Regions from separate parts of the Mus musculus genome. Here region 1 is linked to region 2. A link is a loop called in an ENCODE intact Hi-C map of the cell type or tissue named here. Cell type or tissue: left cerebral cortex. All regions are shown on one strand. Each heading gives the region's core, and the rest is flanking DNA. Links, peaks and the distances in the headings are about the cores only. Region 1 has its middle 1.7 kb from the start of Sox1ot. Region 2 has its middle 75 kb from the start of Gm33029.

Region 1 (2,910 bases), core at 209-2,708, 220 kb after region 2:
CAAACAAACAAACAAACAAAAACAAAACAAAAAAAACAACAAAAACAAAACAAAAAACCCCCACACACTTAAAACCACGGGCCCTTGTGTCTGACCTGCTGTTCAGATCTTCAAAGGAAGATCCTGTTTGTGTGCTGGCATGGAAGGCCAGCCTCTGAAAGCCTGAACAAAGATGTTCGCTTGAGCCTTGAATCCAGAACCTCCGCTCTTTGGTCCCTCCACGCTTCCCATAGCAATTGACAAAGCCTGGTCTGTGTCAGACTCCCAACTCTGGCGCAGAAAAACAAACACTGAAAGCAGCCGCTCTGCGCTAGGCACCGAGCCTCCTTGACTCTGGCCTGAACACAGCCAGGCTTAGGATAGGGTCTGACTCAACCACAGACCTTTTGGAAGTTTCTGCGGGCTCAGTTTGTCTCCTAAAGCCTAAAAAGGCTTGCTATAGCATAGCGGCCAAGGAAAGCGTGTGGCCTGTCCACCAAACTCTATGCAATGTCCTGGATCGGCAAAGAGCAGCCAGGGTCTACAAAACCAGAGCTGGAGACTGCATAGAGAAGTCCAGAGAGGCATAATATCCGCCCACCCCCACGGCCTGCAAAATTGGTTGACCATGAGCTTCTCCCCTGCCTGAACCAGAGAGACCCGTCCTGGTTTGGACAGACTCCCAAGGTTGTGTGTCCAGTACCTAGAGCCAGTCTTTGACTTGTAGAATCCTGCACCTCCCCTGCACCGAGGATCCGAGGATCCAAGGATCCGTGTGCACAGGAGCTCCCCGTGATGCGGGTTAAACTCCACTTCACAACCCCCATTGATACGGGTTTGACATCTGTTTGCCAGAGTGTTTTGCACTTAGGCTAACACCCACTATTAAATGACAAAACTGTGACAGCCTGTCAAAGCCAGCTGACTGGCAGCTGCTCCGCTCACAAAAACCATTCAAATATTTGCAGGTTCTGAGTCTTTACACACTGTTGTACCCAATCTTTCAGTGATTTAACATGTAAAATATAAGTCAAAGTTTTAAAGCCGGATTCCAAAATGTTTCCATTTTCCATACAAAAGGAAAGCGCTTCCCGGTGTCTGCTGGAACGACTCCAACTCCAAAGTCTCCTCATTTCCTGCCCCCAGATTCCTGCACAAACCCGGGTTTTTGAGGGGGGAAAAAAAAACCAAGGCCAAACTCCCTCTTCTTGGTGTTGCCGACATTTGGAATAACTGAGCTAAATTATTTAAAACTCCAAGGGAATGCAGTTTCTCAGAAAGAGATTGAAGAAAAGCAAAAACAAACAAATAAACAAAAACCCAAAAATGAGTCACCAAGGACTTCCGCCGGTTTTATTCTTCCTCTCGGTCAGACCAACGTGTCTTTGGGGGAAAAGCCTTGCAACTAGGGAAAGGATTCCTGGACAGCTCCTCGGCTTCGGCGATCCTCTGCACACTAAATCCCCGTACTGCATGCACACCGAAATCGCTCGGTCCGATTAAGAAATAATTTGCAAATGACAAAGTGCTTGCCTAGATTAAGATCCACGGAGGGAGAGTCATGTGGGGTTTTATCCCTGAGGTTAGAGCCAGACACGGATCTGCTGAAAACCTGCAGCTGCGGGGGGAGGGGCGCATGCATTTGTCCAGGAGAGTGTGCTTCAGATAAGTACACACTGCCAGCACCCCGACCGGGTGAGCAAACACTGGTACTGTCACGTGTGCTTTGTTTGTACAATTTTTATACATACATATATATATAAAGTGAACGTCTTTCCTTAGGTTGAGAGTGAATTGTAAATGCTTTGGGAGTTATCATCCCTTTAAGAAAAGAAAGAAAAAAGAAAGTTTGCTCCTGGAACATTTCCTAGGTGTCGCAGAGGGTTTGGGTCTCCAGTCCAAAGTGCTGACACCTTCCTACAGTTAGGGACCAAAGGGGAAAGAGAGACCTGGAAGCGAGGAGAAACTGAAAGCCAGACTTGAGCGGCTGCAGCCGGGCTCCTTCTCAGAGGTTCTCTCCTGAGCTGCATCCCGTCCCGGGCCGTTCACCCTGCTTAGCGGTGGGCTGGTCGGCAGCTCCAGCCTTGCAGAGGCCAGGGTCAGGGACCCGCCAAAGGAGGGGATTACAGAGTGTTGGGAGGGTCGTGCCCCCCCCCCACCCATGCAGACAGGCTGGCCACGCAATGGCTACTGCCCCTGAGAGTCCCGCCCCACTCCCTCTCCCTGTGTGCACCCTGACAGACTCCTGTCTGGGCGACTTTCTTTTTCTTTTTCTTTTTTTCTTTTCTTTCCTTTTTCTTCGTCTTGTCTTTTTTAACCTGAGAGCTTTGTGTTCACACACTGATCCTTAGACTCTGTCTTTCCTTCTGTTGCTGCCCTTGGTAGAGCGAGCACTGGAGGGGGGTGGGGTTGAGGAGCGCATCGTAGGAGGGGGGAAACCTGCCCTCGCTGCTCCGGGGGAGGCCTGGCGCAGCGCCCACGTCCAAGGTGTCCCCTCGGCGAGACAACAAAGCTCCAGCCGAGAGCAGAGCTGAAAAAAACCCACTGCGAGGACGCGGTGGGGGCGGAGGGGGCGCGCGGCTCAGATCCCGCGCAATGACCGCGCTGACTCAGGAGTGCGGGTGGGGGCGTCCCTCCTGCAAGAGGTAGGGAAAGCCGGAAAGCCGCTCCAGGTGACAGTCGCCGCCCGTGGGATGCCACAAGTGACTGCTGACAGGGATAGGGGGTGCCATCGTCTCTGGAGGAGGGGGAGGAATCCCTATGGTCCAAGGGTCCCGAACCTCTGCGGTCGGGCCAGCGGGAGGGGCGGCGGGCGCCGGCGAATAGGGAGCGGCGGGGACCCGGCTGGGGAGCGGCTAGAGGAGGGCGAGCAGCGGCTCCACCTCCCCGCTCGGCTCGGCGTCCCAGCTGCTCGCGAAGCAACGGCTCCCT
Region 2 (2,910 bases), core at 253-2,752:
AGTTACTCTGTAGACAGGGAGAAGCGAGATCGCAGGGATTTGAGGTAATAGCTTTTCACTTTGGGAGGTTTTCCTTGTGATCCTAGATGGAGGGCATGGAGTGTTTGCCGATTTTTCCTAGGTTCCAACATGGAACATTTATCACGTTACCCCTCTCTGGTGCTAGTGCCCTCACCTGCCCTCCACCTCCTTTCCCAGGAAGCCGGGGCCAGCTGAGTGATGATCCCACCCAAACACCCTGCTCCCCTTGCAGACTTCCAGACCACATCAAATTCGTTCAAATAGATTAGAGAACAAAAGCAGGAAATGAAGACACATTGTTGCCTTTTATGCAGATTCCCCCCCCCCCCCCACGTGCAGAAGGGGTGTTCAGGCATCTCCCTTGTAGCTTAGATGCTGCCTGCTGGAGGCTCCTTCCCTGTGCTGGTCACTTGAAATTTTAGCAGCCTGAGAGAAAGCCTCCATCCACATCAGCTCTGTGACTATGCACCTGACATGTAAGTTAAAGTGTAAGTACATTTGTCTTCAACACACTACTGGGCAAGCTTGATTAATGTGTAGTTGCACAAAGCCATTTAAGTTTGGGGGCCAAGCGTTCGAGCTTTTTATTACACTGTTTTAAAATGAGGCAACCGTTAGGTAACACAGCTTAGACATCAGATATTTATCTTCCTGACCCTATCCTCCAAGCTAATGAAGATCAGTCGAAAACTCCAAGTTTTCTTGAAGACCCTATCATGTGGCATAAAAGTTAATTTAAAAAATATATATATATATACTTCATCTAATTTTTTTCTGGTGATATCCCCCAAAGAGAAGATATTTGCATTTTTCCAGAGGTCAAACTAAAATGGTGACCCTCCTGTTACATCAGTGCTCCTTTCCATGTTGATAAAAATCTTTTGGGACATACATGATAATGGATATGTAATATGTAATCCCATGTCACATGTATGTGTGGGCTGATATGTGTGTGAGAGAAGGCAGGCAGACAGATAGACAGACAGACAGACAGACACAGTCCCAGCAAGAGAGAGTTAGTGACACTGTGCTGCTTCATCTGGTCAGACTTAATAGTGAAGCCACCTCTGACCTGTGTACAGTAATCATTAGGAGAGAGAGAGAGAGAGATGTGAGAGAGAGTGTGTTCGTGAGGGAGATTCAGGCTTTTAAATAAAAGATGGAGACTGAAACTCAAATCCATGCATGTTCCAGCAAAGGAAGGTTTCAGAGTTGTGGTGCCTCCAGCCCAGCAGGAGCAAACCCTGCACGCATCTCAGCCTGAGTGTCAACTAGAAGTACAGGGCAGTGTCTGTAATGGCATCTCTCTCTCTCTCTCTCTCTCTCTCTCTCTCTCTCTCTCTCACACACACACACACACACTCACACACACACACCACGAAGCAACAGTAGCTCCAGGCCTTAGATAATAAACTCTTGGCATGTAGCAGGTGAAATCAAATGCACCCACATTGCATGCTCCACTCCCATTCCTGGAAATGAATGCAACAGAGGAGGAGAAACTTAGACTGTATGCAGACTTCTAAAGAGATGCAGCTACCTCAAGAGAACTGCAGAAGGCAACCCTCCGAGATGGACATCGCCTCCCCGCGTCAGGTGCAATCATTAGCAGAGACTATTTTATAAATCGTAAATTGATAATGTATTCATGGGACAGTGGAGAAAAGCCAGCGCATTATTTCGCTTTTTCCGCCTGCGTATTTTCGAAGACCTCCCATAGTTAACATTATAATATAGTTAGTGGCTACAAATCACCGGGGCTGATTATAGGAAAGCTGTCAGCTCGCTCCGCTCTGAAAAGGCTGAAGCAAATAGCTTCTCTCTTTGCCATGGAGACTGGGTCTGTTTTTACGGTTTCTCTGGAAACCAGAGCCTTTCTGTTGTTAGACCTTTTTAGTTACTTTAGCTATTAAACCCTCTGCTTGAGACAAAGGAAGGAGGCGTGCAGCCACTTCCGCCCAGGGAAATCTCAGGGCTCAGAGACGCAGAACTCAGGGCACGGGAAACAAAAGCTGGCCGACTGGGTTGGGACGCGTTTGCCAGGGAGGTGGCTGTGCTCAGGGTAGTGGGCTTGCCATCAGGTGAGGGAGGCCTCACCGGGCTGCTGCCCGGCACCCAGACTGCAGGCTGCTCTGGGAGCCCAGTAGGATTCACATCATAGGCACCCTGCACCCCTAGCCTTAGATATTACCACGAACCTGGGGTTGGAAGATCTCGTCATTCGACAGTGTGTGTTCCCACCAAGCAATGTGGCCCAGATCCACCACTGCAGAGAACGAGGGTGCATTGTGCTTATAAAACAAAATTGGAACCTAAAATAATGAATATCTGTGTGGTCAGATATTATTTTACAAAGCAAGAGAAAATGAATTTGGCATATGGAGTCCAGAAAGACTCCCCCTGAGTTACTTGCGATCCCTGCAGGTTCTCTCTTCCCCTTGGGTTGGCCCTTCCCACCACTCGACAAGGCCTTTATCTCAGAGGATCTTTTCCTCATTGCCAAAGCTCATGTCAGTCTCACCTTTGGGTTACAGTGTTTCCCACCCAAGGAAAAGGAATGGACTCTCTGGAAGAAGCCCCTGACTAAAGAGGCCTCAAATACAGAATTCACATGAACAGTCAAGTAGCCCTGCTAGCCAGGATTTTTCTGTCATGCAGGCCTTGCGGCAGGCTGAGCATGCAATGAATTTCATTTGAAATATTAATGTTCTCCCTGGGTCCCCAGCTATCTTCCCTCTATCTGACCGACACTAAGGTTCTGTGACATTAGGAGGTAAAACTAAGAAAGTAGCAGCCGAGGGGTTGGGAAACTGCTATGCAAGCACAAAGACCTGAGTTCAAATCCCCACTCCCACAGAGAAAGTGAAGTGTTATTGTATGAGCCTGTTA

Evidence for each region. A loop is a pair of places that touch in the nucleus more often than their neighbours do. Peaks named below come from ENCODE experiments on the same cell type or tissue, not always from the same donor. Only the 100,000 strongest peaks of a DNase experiment are listed, where the experiment ranks them.
Region 1: a loop joins it to region 2, with 2.5 times the contacts of the local background. A loop is called at or near these places in 2 of 42 quality-filtered maps.

The regions. Positions count from the first base shown.
Region 1 is chr8:12,382,656-12,385,565 of GRCm38, forward strand. No RefSeq gene overlaps it. Among named protein-coding and RNA genes, the nearest start is that of Sox1ot, 1.7 kb to the right of the region's middle. In left cerebral cortex, for the core only: no CTCF peak of the experiment used is centred there; DNase peaks (open chromatin) are centred at 1,453, 1,599, 1,941 and 2,609; H3K4me3 peaks cover 1,166 bases; H3K27ac peaks cover 711 bases.
Region 2 is chr8:12,164,016-12,166,925 of GRCm38, forward strand. No RefSeq gene overlaps it. Among named protein-coding and RNA genes, the nearest start is that of Gm33029, 75 kb to the right of the region's middle. In left cerebral cortex, for the core only: no CTCF peak of the experiment used is centred there; DNase peaks (open chromatin) are centred at 1,612 and 1,881; H3K27ac peaks cover 584 bases.